Linked DNA regions of Mus musculus: regions 1 and 3 are each linked to region 2. The links are chromatin loops, found by intact Hi-C in ENCODE. Cell type or tissue: left cerebral cortex. All regions are shown on one strand. Region 1 overlaps Chn2 (chimerin 2). Region 2 overlaps Cpvl (carboxypeptidase, vitellogenic-like). Region 3 overlaps Chn2 (chimerin 2).

Region 1 (5,000 bases), 200 kb before region 2:
TGGAAACAATGTTTTAACTAAACCTGCGTCGTTCAAGGAGTGGAACTCAGATGAGTGAAAGGTCTATGTATCAAAAAAGCTTTTGTTTACAGAAAAGGTTGTGTTCATTGGAAACCTCAGAACTATGTGCAAGAAAGCTGAGCTCCCTACACCCTTACAGGCTGGTGTGTGAGCTCCAGACCCCCACAGGCTGGTGTCAACCTGGATCTTATTCTGCGATGCCTCTAAGACCAAACAGCTAAGACTTATTTGCAGAGCACCAGATGGAGACACAGGAAGCTCTATTGAAAACATGGCTGTGACCTGATGGGAAAATCCAGGTGTTCTGTCAGCTGCAGCTGGAACGCTGCGCATCCCAAGACTTTCAGCTCCAGGATAAGCCATCACGGTGGAAGCACAGAGGAGCAAGTGGAAAGGAATTTGGGGACTGGCTAATGAAGACAAATGAAAGATGGCATGTGTTCTACCTGGGTAAGTGACAACCGAAGAGGAACCCTGTAAACATCCAGGAGAGCCGGTTTCCATCCCTTGGCTCAGTGGAGAGTGACAGGAGAGGAGGAAACATTCCTGCCAGGCTTGGGAAATGAGGAGCCCTGGAAGCATTGGTCCAGAGAAAGACCTAATAAGGCAGCTGGAGGAGACCTTCCTACTCAGAGACTGTTTCAGATAAAGCTATGTGATTGCATCAGGGGATTGTCTCAGAAATAGGAGGGTTGTGTGGTTCCCACCTCCCCATTCTCCTTCTCACAAATGCCAGCCCTCCACTGCCACTTTTGATTTATCGATGCACACATTTGCAAATGGGCTGCAGGGGACTTCTTCCAGAGAAATTGCGTGAAAACAGGTTTCTCAGTCAGTTCCAGGGCAGCCACACAATGAGAAGGCACTTCAGGGTTTATAGTGTGATTAGCTTAATGGGTCCAGAATGAGTTGGGACCGATTGAGAGCAAAAGACAGTAACAGGAGTGGGGTGCTGCCTCTGTGTGACTACAGTGTCTGTGACAGGAGTGGGGTGCTGCCTCTGTGTTACTGCAGTGTGTGTGACAGGAGTGGGGTGCTGCTTCCGTGTGCACTGCAGTGTCTGTGACAGGGGTGGGGTGCTGCCTCTGTTTGTGCTGCAGTGTGTCTGTGACAGGAGTGGGGTGCTGCCTCTGTGTGACTGCAGTGTGTGTGACAGGGGTAGGGTGCTGCCTCTGTGTGACTGCAGTGTGTGTGACAGGAGTGGGGTGCTGCCTCTGTGTGACTGCAGTGTGTGTGACAGGAGTGGGGTGCTGCCTCTGTGTGACTGCAGTGTGTGTGACAGGAGTGGGGTGTTGCTTCTGTGTGACTGCAGTGTCTGTGGCAGGAGTGGGGTGCTGCTTCTGTGTGTACTGCAATGTGTGTGACAGGAGTGGGGAGCTCCTCTGTGTGATTGCAGTGTGTGTGACAGGAGTGGGGTGCTGCCTCTGTGTGACTGCAGTGTGTCTGTGACAGGAGTGGGGTGCTGCCTCTGTGTGACTGCAGTGTGTCTGTGACAGGAGTGGGGTGCTGCCTCTGTGTGACTGCAGTGTGTGTGACAGAGTGGGGTGCTGCTTCTGTGTGACTGCAGTGTGTCTGTGACAGGAGTGGGGTGCTGCCTCTGTGTGACTGCAGTGTGTGTGACAGGGGTAGGGTGCTGCCTCTGTGTAACTGCAGTGTGTGTGACAGGAGTGGGGTGCTGCCTCTGTGTGACTGCAGTGTGTGTGACAGGGGTAGGGTGCTGCTTCTGTGTGACTGCAGCGTGTGTGACAGGGGTAGGGTGCTGCTTCTGTGTGACTGCCTCCCTGCTTCGGAAGGTCTGAGATGCATGTTAGGCCACTGTGAAGCTGAGCAGACCACAGCGGCTAAATGGTGCCAGGCCCAATAAACCGCTGCAAACTGTTAGATGAGAAACCTTCCAGAGATTTCTTGTGAATGCCTCTCACCTGCACAGGTTCTCTGCACTGTCCTGAGAAATGGGGCCTTCTGCACTTTCTCTTTGAAAATGGGTTGGAAAACAAAATTAGAGTAGGAAATGAAGGTTTTGGTGTGCATCATCTGTGGAGCACAACAGGTGTTTTTTGTTTGTTTGTTTTTAACTCGTTTTGAGATTATAAAACAATTGCATTATTTTTCCTTTCTCCTTCCTCCCTCCAAATCCTCCCATGCACTCCTTGCTCTCTTTCAAATTCATGGCCTCTTCTATTAATTGCTGTTATGTATATGCATATGTAAATGTAAATATAAATGTATATGTGTACATAAATACATATTCCTAACTATAGCCTGCTCAGTCTGTGTGTGATGTTACTTTGATGTATGTTTTCTGGCTGACCATGTGCTTCCCGGGGAAGACTACTGCTCCCAGCATTCCTCAGTTGCCTACAGTTCTTTGTGTGGGCGGAAGGCCGCGTGGGCTTGTCCCATCATCCACTTTAGCATGACTATTGTTGTTGTCCTTGTTCTGATCGGGTTTTAAACCGTCCTGTTGGTAAGGCTTTATGGGTTTAGCTTTGGTCATTCCTAGAAAACCCAATCCCACAGCAAATTCCCTGATCCTCTGGCTCTTGTCATCTTTGCACCTCCTCTCTCACAATGGTCCCCGAGCCTTAGGTTTGGGGGTTATTCTGTAGCTGTATCAGTAGGGATGAAGCTCTAGAACTCTGAAGTTTGACTGCTTCTAGTTTTCTATAATGATCTCTGTCTGCCTCCATGGGTTTACTGGAATGAGCTTTACTTACAGGGAAGAGTTCGTGAGGACAAATCCCTGCAAGTTACCAGAATTTTCTAGATCTTTAGGCTGGGCCAGAAGATGAACTATGCAGAGATGAAGAGGTCACCAAGAGCCCTGAGCTGGAGTTTGTGGTCACTAGAGGGCACTGGGGCCACACGGAGCTTCTGGCTTGGGCCACTGATGCTGCACTGAGCTGTACTGAGAGCCTTCCATTCAGCAAGGGCTTACTGATGACTACCAGGGGGTTTGGTTGCACCAGCGCTCAGGAGAGACGGGTAGGAAGCTCTATGGGAACTGCTTGTGGTGCTTCCTTCTCATCTCATCTCTTCTTTTCTCTTATAGCTCAGTCACATTGGCTTTTCTCTTGGTCCTTGGATGCGTCAAGTTAATGCATATGGTGTCTGCCACATGACCAGCTTTCTGGAGTCCTCTAGACACTCTTCCCAGATCATGCACTCTCATTCTTCCCAGCGCCTTTGCTCTCTTGAGGATGTTTGACCGTGTACATGTATATGTCTTTGTTTAGTTATCTCCGTATAGTAGTGACTACCACAGTGAAAGCAAGGGTCTTGTTCTCTGCTGTCTATGTCACTTTCAGCCTACGGGGTCTCTTTCATGAGCTTAGACAAAGATGTCTTACTCAGGTAGGTGGCCCGGTAATTGAACAGAGCCTACAGTTGGACAATGAGAAGATGCCTCTCCTAGGGGACATGGATCTCAGCTATAGCTTTGTAGCCAGGCTAGGAGGCCCCACACTGACTTGGGTACAAATGGTAGAATTTGAAATTTTCTGATTACTATATGCTAGGATACATCCGTTATTAAGTCAAGCCCTGACTAATGAAAGTCAAACTCATAGTGCACATTTCGTGTGAGAAGGACAGCTAGAGTGCTATTTTCCAGACTTTGGAGAGTGGGTCTAGACTGGGTCATTCTGTCAGAGGTTGCTTGGGCCAGTCACCTCTGACCTTGAGTAGCCCTGTCCAGGGCCCTGCAATAACAGTCACAGACAAGTATTATTTAAACACAAGGATGAAGGTCCTAGAGAGAAGGATGAGAAAAGGCAGCTAGCTTCTGGTACCATAGCACACTGCACCTGCTTGAAGGGTCACTCAGCCACTTACATACAGAACACAACAGCAACAAGGACTGCCTTCTGGACAAACAGGCTGCTGGGGTATGACACACAGTCCAAGGTATGGCCTAAGACAGACAAGACACAAGAGACAAAGTGGCCTAGCCTGCTAGCTAAGGCAGATGCTGATATGGAAATTGGGGCCCCAGTGTGGCTAGAGATAAACTTAGAGAAGTAAAGAGGACTCAGAAAACCAAGAGTTAGAAGAAGGAGCTAAGTACTCTTTGCACTGAAAGGAGGGAAGAAGTAAACAGGGAAGATGCAGGACCCAGTGTGTGAGCCACAAAGATTATTGCAGTGTTGGTGTGAAGCTGGATTAGAGAGTGAGAGGAGGGGAATGAGGGAAGGTGAGTGGCAGTGAGATCAACCAACCAACCAACCAACCAACCAACCAACCAACCAACCAACCAACCAATCAATTATGTGAACAATCTGAGCTACAGTTGTATCAGTGGAAATGGAGGAAATGTATTTGATAGATGTTGAGACAGCAAATGAGTAGAGCCTGTGATAAACTTTTCTCTAGGCAGCGAAAATGGACATGGTACTGGCCTGGCAGAGGAAGACTGGTCTATGGCCTTGGCAGTGGGAAGGAGGGTGACTTCTTTCCTACAGTTGGGAAAATCGTGGAAGAAACAGGCATGGCAGATGGCAGCCCTCACTTTCCAATGTCAGAAAGAAGCAGCGATGGGACAGCCAAGTGAACACATTTGAGAGGCTTGCAGGACAGACAAGAGCCTGGCCCTGGGTGTCTATGAAGGGAAGGCCACAAGCAAATGGTGGCTGCAGACAATGAAGCACGGGGATGACAGAGGGTCAATGCTCAGTGCACAACAGGCCTCCGAAGAGCCTGGCAAGAAAGAACACAACCTTGGAGGGCGTGAGAAGGAAATGAGCAGACGGCAACCAGAGGGGAGAGAAGAAAGGGCAAGGCAAAGCCACTCAGAAGGGGAAGTGGCGAGAGGGGCAGAGGCCACTCTGGGGAGACAGGCCGGGCAGGAGGCAGGCCTGCTGCAGCAAGAGGGTGTGGGAGGGGTGAGGGCTGATGATCGTGGGGTAGGTGGAAGCCACAGTGTGGTGAGATGAAGGGGAAATGGAAAAAACAGAACACATGAGTGGGAGCAGTGGCAGACA
Region 2 (5,000 bases):
ATCGCAACAGAACATTGCCGAGATAAACAGTAGTTCAAAGAAAGACAAGGGGAATTTTTAATTTTTTAATACCCAATTAGCTAGCTTAATTTTACATAATTGTAATTGCATGTTTGCTTTCTCTGAGGCTAAAATAGATCCTTACGTTCTGGAATAAAATAAATGCAGAACTTGAGCATCTTTACAAACATCTTGTTTTTGCAAATTCTGAAGGATAGTTTGGTATTGGGTTCTAATTTGTTGCTTGTGGAATGGAATTGTGCTGTCTACACTGGGGGTGGATCTATGTATACCACAGTTGGCTGGCTGACTCCTTCTCTGGCCACACTCCAACTGTTCTCAGAGTGTTAATGTCACAAATCCTAGCGACAGCAGTAAACAGAGGAGAAGGAAGTGAGATGGTTTCAAAGAAACCTTTTTCCTTTTCTTCCTTCAGGGTTTTAAAACATTTATATTGTGTGTCACAGGGACAGAAAGATTAAAAACTGCATGCGGAAGCCTGTTTTTCATACTCCATTAACAGATGAGTCTGTTGGATGAAAGGCACAAAAAGCATATTTAAAATCCATGTTACTTGAGGAAACTCTTGGTTATCTTACTGTGATTTGGTGGATGGGAGTTTAACATATGAAATGGGGCAAAGCCACTCTTCCACTGAATAGGAGTCTTCAAGATTTGGTAAGACAGTGACAAGGTCTGTCTTCCAGAGGGGTTTGTAGAAACACTAATTCTGGTGCAGTGTCAGTGGCTGCCCATACATTTATTCATTCATCTGCCCATTCATTATTATTCATTCATTAAAGAGTATTTGTGGAGTGTCTTAAGTATGTGAACCATCATGCTATGTCCCAAGGGTTCAGAGATTAAGCAAGACAAATTCCCTGCCTTCCTACAGCTTCAGCTGGAGGAGAAAAAGGACAGGACATGTTTAAGTACAAGTTAGTAGAGATGTGACTTAGGCATTCCCAGGAGGGAGGGACAAGTGAGCAGGCAAATCCATCTAGAGCCAGCCTGCAGACCCTGTGCTGCTCAGGTCTCAGAGACAGATTGATCCAATCGTCTCTTGCCCATAGTCCATCCCCCGCAGCTCCTGTCTATTACCCACTTTCTCTTTTTCTCGGTGTACTTTGACTTCTCCCATTCTTCTCTGTCTTCTGCCCTGAATCCCATGTCGCCCGGGACCTCTGGTTTGTAACTCACTCATTCCAGACTCAGTTTTAATTCTTGCTCATTCTTTTTGGGGAACGGATGTTTGTCTGATGTTGAGATGATGGTTAGTAGACTTGCTTAAGGTATCTCTTCAGCATTTTAATGGCTTTCCCACCTTGGCGTGTGATCTTTCGTTGCTTTGAGGGTAGAAGAAGAGGGAGAAATGATGGGTGGAGGGAAGAGTTAGAGCTGAGGCAAGACCAGTGTCTTAGTCAGTGTTAACACTGACTGCTGTCACAAGATACCACGACCATGGAAACTCTTGTAAGAGAAAGCATTTCACTGGGGCCTGCTTAAAGTTTCAGAGGCTCTTAGATCATTATTATCATGGATGGAGCAGGAAGGCGTGTGGGCCAGGCATGCATGGTGCTGGAGAAATAGTTGAGAGTTATAACCTGATGGGGGCGGTGGGGATGGAAACCTCAAAGCCCACCCCAGTGACACACTTCATCTAGCAAGGCCACACCTCCCAGTCCTTCCCAAATAGTGCCTGGAGACTAAGTATTCAAATACGCGAGCCTATGTGGACCATTCTTATTCAAACCACTGTTGTGGGAGAACATTGTATTTCTTTTTTCTCTTTTGCTTTTTCTCATTACAGCCCTTTCCCTTTTCTCCCTTGTTACTTCTGTTGCTGCAACTGATTCACACAAACCAAGCAACTCATAAACAATGACAGGTTATTGAGCTTGAAGTTCTGAAGGCTGAAGAGTCCAAGGTCAGAAGCTGGATCTGGTGATGCCATCCTGGATATGGTCACTTCATAGAGCCCTGGACCAGCCCAGGCCATCATAGCAAGACAGGAGGTCCTAACTTGTGGTTCTTCTCTTCTGATACAGCCATAGCCCTGTTGGATTAGGGCCCCACCCTTGATGGTTGCATTAACATTCATCGCCCACCAAAGCTTGGTTCTCAAATACTAAATTTTTGATACCTCAAATTGAGGACTCAGTTCCCAACATGAGTTTTGGTGGGGACATTCAGACACAAGAGAGACAAGTGCCCCTGGCGATTGAGTGGGGGCTCTAGTTAAGCAATTCTGCCTGGGACAAGTTGGGAGAGCCCAAACTGGGCAAAGCTTCCAGACATCTGTGCTTCCTTTAGGGATAACTTCCCACAGGCTAACGAGACCCACCTCCTGTAGACTGACACCCTGGTTTATGTTAGGTTCCCTCCTAGGCACATTCATGAGCACTTTTTGTTGTTCTTCCCAGAAAGCATGTAGTTGGGTAATCAGTGTGTACATTTTGTTCAAGAAGAAAGACATTCTTGGAGATGAAGTAAGTGACTTCATCAGGGATTATAAACCAGGTCTGTCCGACAAAAGCAGGCTAGTCCCGCTGGACCCTCAGACCACTTCCCATTGAGACCTATCTTTTGTGTCATCACTGTCTCCTCCCCCAGCTGCTGCCTCATCTCAATCACCACAGGACATTTACAGACAACAGTAGCTATGCTCTGTGCAAGGCAGCCTCTTTGTCTTTTCCTTTTCTTTCCCCCTGTGTGTATGGATCATGTGTATGGATGCGCCTTAGCGTGAAGGCCAGAGGACAATGCTGGTGCCATGCTCAGTGATAGTATCCATTTCCTTTGCAACACGGTCTCTGATCAGTCTGAAACACACTGATTTGGCTACACTGCCGGGCCAGGAAGCCCCTGGGCTCCTCCTACCTCTGCTTCCTCAGCACTGAGATTGCAAGCACCCATCACATACGCCGACTCTTTTATGTGGGTCCCCGGGATCCAAGCCAGGTCCTTATGCTTGCCAGGCAACTGATGGAGCGATCTCCTGAGCCCCTAAGCTGGCTTCTCTTGACAGGCGTGTACATGATGACAGGGGTGTACATGATGACTCCGTGGTCCTGCAGACCCATAAGGGATGCGCCTGTCTTAGTCGAGAAACCACAGCACAGGGGAGGCTGGCTGCTGCCTCCTAGGGTCACAAAGCTGGCCAGGCAGTTGTGCTGGGGGAAACAAGCAAAGAGGTCAGAAGTGTGCCTCCTTGGAAAGGCATGCCTGTTTCCAAAACGGAGCTTACGGCTTCAACGCTGTGGTATGTGGGAGAAAGGCCCTGGATTTAACATTACTTCCTGTGTGTTTGACTAGTCTTACTATGGTAGATTTCTTTTTTCTTTTTTTCTGTCCGTGATGTGGCTGGCTGCCAGGTAGGGCAGAGATGCCCACCACAGTATCATTAGTTGGTGGCATGTTGACCTCTCAAACCGTCTCCTGTTTAATTCGTCTCAGAGTGATATACCATTCTGGAGTGATTCTTCCCTCAAGGACATTTCTCTTCCTCCCAGGCCTCCCTTCTGCTCCTGCCCACATGCTCTAATGCCCTCTACTGGTTCCCTTTCTGCCCTGTTCCTCTTTGCTTCTCTTTCACTTCTTGTCCGCTATACCTAGGACTCAGTGGATCTTCCAATAGCAGGCAGTCAGAAGCAGCCTGGTGACCTGGCGGCGGCTACTGGGGAGGGGTTGGGTGCCTCAGTTCTTCTTCAATGCTGGGAACCTTGGGCAAATTACCTAACCTTTCTTTGTTTTTCTGGTGTCATGGCCTTGCAATTCTTAGTTTCCATCAGCATCAGCTCATCTGAGGCTTTCACTCATGACTGAGCCATGCCCTCTGTCTCATTTCCTGTCCCCTTTGCTGGAATAAGGGCCTCTCCCTCCCACAACGTCCCTGTTCTACTTGGCACCCTGCATAACAAAGAGGTCACTGGATACCTGCCTCTAGCCATTTGGGACCCCTCAGGCCTGATCCATAAGAGACCAGTAGACTTCGTGCCCCTATTAAAAAGGTGGGGCCCATAGGCTGCCCCAAGAGTCCCAGCTGCTTAGTCCGTTTCCCTGTACTTTGTGGGCGCATCTGCCATTCAGTGGGCGAAGTGGAAACACCCGAGGTACTAACAACAAGAAAACTACAAAGACTTGGATCCTAACCGCTTTCACCTTCCCTTGACCTTGGCCTCACTGTGAATGGGAAGTCTGGGAGCCGCTGGAGGGGGCTGGAACCTGTGTTCTGAGTTCCCCTCATGTCGGCCCCCTCTTAGCTTCTCATCTTGGCCTGATGCCCGCAAAGGTCTCCCCCAGCCCGGGCAGGCTCATAGAACATGTTCTCTAATCCTTCCCTGTATTTTCTCTCCCCTCACCAGGGCAAAGGAAGAGCATGGTCAGTCCGTTCCCTGGAATGAACGACAAGAGTTATGCCGGCTACATCACGGTGAACCAGACTTACAACAGCAACCTCTTCTTCTGGTTCTTTCCGGCTCGGGTAGGTGTCCAAGGCCTGCAGCGGAGAGCAGGGAGCAGCTCACCCCAGATGGAGTGCGAATACTAGCTCGCAGACCCCTGGGTTTTGTTGTTATTTGTTTTCGGGTGTGTTCCTGTGCATGCACGCTTGTGCGTGGGTGCACGTGCACATGCGTGGGTGCAAGCGAGAGCCCTGACTCTATTTTTTGAGACAGGGTCTCTCATTGAACCCAGAAAACAGGCTGGCCACCAGCCCCAGGGATCTGTTTGCCTCTGTCCCTGAAAGGCTGGGGTTACAAGTCCATCTTTTTATGTGGATCTTGAGGATCCAAATGTGGGCCCTCATGACCTCATGACAAGCACGTTCCTCACTGATCCATATCTCCAGTCCTGTTTGCTTTCCTTGTTTAAAATGAACATACAGGTTAAACACTAGGATAACATTGACGTAGTAACAGATTTCATTATGGAATTTCTATACACAATTTGTTTTGGCTGATTCTCCTGCATTTCTTCGTCCCCTCTGCCCTTGGTTATGT
Region 3 (5,000 bases), 260 kb before region 2:
CAAGCACCCGAAAATGTGGTTAGGTCTATCTCATTTCTATTACTAGAAAACAAATGTCTCGCCCTTTTCCCAAACTTGGTCAGAAAAGAGTTCCCACAAATTTATATGGGTCAATGAGCTCATAGAAAGCACAGACAGGATTTCTTTCTTCCATCAGACGATGAATTTCCAGTTCCCATCATCCCTTCCAGGATGACAGGGTCAGGAAGTGGGAACCTATCTGTCACAGGCATCTGCTGGGGGGGGGGTCCATTTTTTCCCATTTGTTATAAAAAATCCTTTCTTCGAAATACCATGTACACCTAGTTCACTAAAGGTTGCCAAGTCTCTTAGCCTATTACCTCAATTTCACGTAATACATTTAATTAGCAAGAGGTTTGCAGTCACACTTCATTAGAGACAGGAGGCAAAGGTTGGGAGTATGTTCGCTGGCAGTGGACAAGTCCATCTGTAATCATTACTGTATTCCTACTCACTGCAGTGAACGCTAGACTTTTTTGGTCCTCAGTTCTCACCAAACTCACCATTATGAGGACAGCCTGGACTAGCTGATCAAAATAACAATGAACCCGAATCTCAGTACCTTAGCTTTCTCTCTTCTGAAAGTCCACAGCAAAGCAAGCCAGGGATTCTGGGACAGAAGGAGCAGCTGGCAGGTGCTGGAATCACAGCTCCAGTTTTGAAAACAGGAGCAACTTAGTTTCAATACCAACATCCAAGACTCTGCCCAAAGGCTGAACCAAGAATTAACTAACAAATTACACCCTGGAGAATGCAGCCAGCTGCATAACAAATCTGCCAGAGGCTCAGAACTCTCCTTAGGACTCAACTTCTTTCTCTGCAAGTTCCATTCAGGGCTTACAGGAAACCTGTTTCTTGCCTAGTCCAGCGAGGCAGAGGGAGGGATGAAAAGTCTTCCTGAAATTATGGTGTTCTACTGGCAGTGACCGAACCACATAAAATGCCCACTCTTGAACCAATCAGTGGCCAGGGCAATGTGATTCTCCCATCAGCCTTGAGCTATAATCCTCTTCCAAGATGACATCTATAAACTGAGAATGTGTGGGATGAGCATCAGGGTACCATTTCCAGGAGGTGTTGAGTAGATTCTGAGTAGCAAAATGACAGCTATTCATTGTGGGAGACCGGTGGAAGACCAGGTGTGCAGACAGACACCACACAAGAACAGAAGGCCACACCTGTGCTGGGCCAGAGACACAAGACACCACCCCCATCTTAAGCTCTGAGCCTCAGTTTCTCATCTGTGTAGGGAGGAGGGAAAGGTCAGGTTGGTGGATCTTTATTGGCTATGCAATCACATCTCCATTCACAGTTTCTCCATCCATGAAGTCAACCAACCAAGGACCGGAAATACTTGGGTAACATGTATTTGAACATATATTAACTTCTTCTTGTTATAGTTTCCTAAGGGATGCATTATCACTGTGAGCTGCATAGATCTACATGTATTCACCGTCATACGTAACAGAGAGATACTTCACAACACTTGGGAAGAGGTGTGTGGTTCATGCAAACACTACCCACAGCACCAGGGACATGAGCATCTCCTGGAGCCAATTTCAGGTAGATAGGAAGGCCATCTGCATATGGCAGAATTACCAGGGCTCCATTCTATGTGGCCGATTCCTCTTCAGACCCACTGGAAGTGGGTCTGCACTCACAGAGGGCAACGCCTTTGAGAGTCCTGTGGGACATTATTCCTCCTCACTGTATGGCTTGGGTTAGGTAGCAGCCCAGGTAAAGCATCATTTACCTCCTCAGTCAAAGGTGATGGCTGTGGTGCGGTGACCCCTGAAACCACCCTGGAGACCTGCACGTGCATATCTTCCTGAAATCAGGTTCTTGGTTCATTGGTGTCTGTTATGAGCAGCAGGTTTTGGTGGGCCCATCAATGTTGGGAGCACCTGAAGGTCAGTCCATGATGCTAAACCAACGTTCTTCTAAGTGGTTGCTACTGTAACTAATCCTTAAGAAATTGCCCTTTGTTAAACATTGCTCATTTTGCATAAAGATTTGCCTGTAAACGTCTATATAAACACCCCTTCTCTTTGCAACAAATATCTGAGCCCAGGGCTTCCTTCCATACTTAAACAGTTTACCATCACAGGTGAAGTGCAGGATCAGACGTGTGACTCCGGCAGCCTCCCACTAAAGCAGATGCTGAGAGTTACATATACGCCAAAGCAATGCCGAAATGCAAACATTTTCCTTATTTTTGAAAGCAGGGCTATGCTTCATAAAATGCACCATGTATACTTGATGACCAGATGTTCCTACTGGTACTATATCTAAATAAATGAGTATTTAAGCATTTGAAATTTAATATCTAATATAGCAAATAGCAATAAGATATAGTCAAGTACTCTTTGGGATGTTCTGTAAGTTTAAACAGTCCAAGAAAGTTCTGGTGCCAAGAAGTTTGTACACTTCTGGCTCCCAAATCAGCCAGTCGGATCCCTGGGGCAGCCCAGGCTAGCAGAGCAGCTTTTGCAGCAAGCGAGCACACATTGAAAAACACCCCCAGCAACCTGACAGCCAAGTATGCGCTATAAACCCCAAAGAAGTGAGGATGCTTCAGCGAGTTCACTGCTGAAAAGTTGTTCATGCTCATTACTCCCACATCTGCCAAGTTTGATCTTTGAGGTTGTCCAAAGTATAGCACACTCCTCCTGTCTACCACAAGATGGCAGTGTTGCACAGAAAATAGCCAATGTTTGGGCCAAGTGAGGTTTTTTGTTTGTTTTGTTTTTAAAACAGGATATAAAGGAGGGTTTGTAAAGGGGCTGACACACACACACACACACACCTGTATCTCCTGCAGAGCTCTAAGCCTAAGAACAGAGAGGGGGTGGGGGGAACTGAGGCTTTTGGAAGTCAATCCAGGTCACAGATGACCTAACTCAAAGTCAGTTATTCCTCTACAGCAGGGGCTCCTAGCTCCTGCTACACATTAGTACCAATAGGAACTTCTAAAATTGCAGGCCTGGGACTTATACCAAGAGTTAAATATAAATGTCTGGTGCCTCTGTTCCTTCTTTCTTTTATTTCAGCTGGTGCTGAAAACCAAAGCCGGGACCTTGCACATGCTCGCCCGTCTCTTTACAAAGGTCAAGCATGGCTTCTGGTTGTTTTTGAAATTCCTCAGTAAATTCCAGTGTGCAGCCAAGGGTGAGGACCAACGCATCATACACTTTGTCACCACCAGTTACGTCTACTTGGGGCATGCAGAGTTAACTGCGGCAATTCCCGCACACCCTGGGGCCTCTATCAAATGTGCCTCCATGTGAGCCAGTGCACACCTGTGAAGGGCTGGGAAGGACGGCCAGAGTCTAAGCTAGGAAACAAGAGTCTCTGAAACAGAAAAGCAGCGAGCTGAGGTAGAATGTCCATCTTCTCTGCCTGGATCTACCTCCCGGCTCATGGCCCAGGGTCTCAGCCCGGGTAGCACTAGATAGGGGAACCTCAGCAGCCTCTGACTCCACAGGTCAAGAGGACTGAACGCGTTGTCTGTTGTTTGGTTGGTTTTCCTTCCAAAACTCTCATCTACATAAAGGGAGAGCTCCCCTCACCTTCACTGCCCCACCCCACAACCAGGTCAGCTGTTGCTCAGACCCCTGATAAATCCGTGTGGTTAGATTCTGACTTCAAAACAATAGCCAGTAAATCCTGGCTTCCTGAGAGCATCAAGCTAGTTCAAATCCATTCACGCAGCGATTCTCCGTTCCGTTTTTATGGCCGTGTGTGCGTGGCAGGAAGATGGATGACCACAGTCATTACTGTACCTGTCATTTTCACTAGCCAGGCTCCGCTCATCTTCATTTACCCTTGACTCCTGAGAGGAACCTGGTTATGTCAGTTATTTCCAAAGAACCTCCTGAGGAGAGAATTGGCAGTTTTTCTGGACCCTGTAATCCAAGCAGCTCTAGTCCCACCTCCTTTATATCAATGGTCCAGTCCCCACCAACGCCCCTCTGTGTGTCTGTGCTCCGCATGCATGTGTGTTCATCTACGTGTGTGTGTGTGCTGCGTGTGTGTGTGTGTGTGTGTGTGTGTGTGTGTGTGTGTGCCTGTGTGCTGCGTGTGCATGCCTGTGTGTGGGGTGCATGTGTACATGTGTGAGTGTGTATGTGTTCATGTGCATATCTGTAAGTGTGTGTGTGCTTGTGTGTGCATATGCATGGATGTGTAGGTATGAGGGGGTGTGTAATTGAATGCAGCTCTTCAGCTTGGCTAAAGGCACTGGTCAATGTTCTACTTAAATCTAATGGACACAGAGAAACTCAACATCCCAAAACCAAGCTCCCAAGCACAGCACACAGTCGTGAGCCCATCTGAGAAAGGGACTGTAGCATCGTCACATGTAAGGCATGCTGGGCTTCGGAAGCCAGTTAGCTTTGTACAGGATGCTATGAGAACCATGCTGACTAAGGGCATAAGGACTGCTGTGTGCTTGGGCTGGCTTCTCCCACGCTTTTCACTACCACACTCTCTCTGATTCCTGTCTCTCTTGCCTGGCCCCTATCAGTAGACTGGACCCTGGAGGCTGCACCCTGCTCCCTGCACTGTGCCCCTGGACTTTGGCTGGGTTTGCCCAATGGGAAGTGCAGGCAGAAGGTAGAAGGAGAGAAATTGGGGGCTGGGAGAGGGACAGTGATGTGGGGTATCAGTTCCCACTCCAGTTCTCATGAACCTTCCAGAATCTTCCTGCTACCCCTGGACCCTTGAGTAAGTGGTGGTGGCCCGCTCTGGATAATCCAAGGGAAAGTTTTCCAGTTCAACCAATTCTCTTGAGACTTCCAGCCTTCTGCTTCCTGCAGGGGTCCTGCTGGGGCCACTAAGTGTGATATGACTTCACTTCAGATCCGGCTGATTCAGGCAGGCACCTAGTGCTGTAATGGACACACCTCAGAGATCTTAATTATAAGTAGTCTACATGGAGTGAAGATTAAGGCAGCATTTTCTGAGCCTTTGAGAGGTTT

What was found. Hi-C counts contacts between places; a loop is a spot of excess contacts. Peaks named below come from ENCODE experiments on the same cell type or tissue, not always from the same donor. Only the 100,000 strongest peaks of a DNase experiment are listed, where the experiment ranks them.
Region 1: it touches region 2 in a loop (2.6-fold over the local background); 13 of 42 quality-filtered maps call a loop at or near these places.
Region 3: it touches region 2 in a loop (3-fold over the local background); 22 of 42 quality-filtered maps call a loop at or near these places.

Annotation. Positions count from the first base shown.
Region 1 is chr6:54,162,867-54,167,866 of GRCm38, reverse strand. All of the region lies in intron 1 of Chn2 (chimerin 2), which reads right to left. Among named protein-coding and RNA genes, the nearest start is that of 9530036M11Rik, 13 kb to the right of the region's middle. In left cerebral cortex, a CTCF peak has its summit at 2,870 (motif pointing right); DNase peaks (open chromatin) are centred at 2,418, 2,883 and 4,874.
Region 2 is chr6:53,967,239-53,972,238 of GRCm38, reverse strand. Cpvl (carboxypeptidase, vitellogenic-like) reads left to right here. Exons shown (of 13, transcript NM_001289713.1): 3 at 4,365-4,483. Among named protein-coding and RNA genes, the nearest start is that of Cpvl, 8.9 kb to the left of the region's middle. In left cerebral cortex, a CTCF peak has its summit at 3,536 (motif pointing left); DNase peaks (open chromatin) are centred at 330, 2,934 and 3,542.
Region 3 is chr6:54,226,814-54,231,813 of GRCm38, reverse strand. All of the region lies in intron 6 of Chn2 (chimerin 2), which reads right to left. Among named protein-coding and RNA genes, the nearest start is that of Gm15527, 26 kb to the left of the region's middle. In left cerebral cortex, a CTCF peak has its summit at 2,686 (motif pointing right); a DNase peak (open chromatin) is centred at 2,666.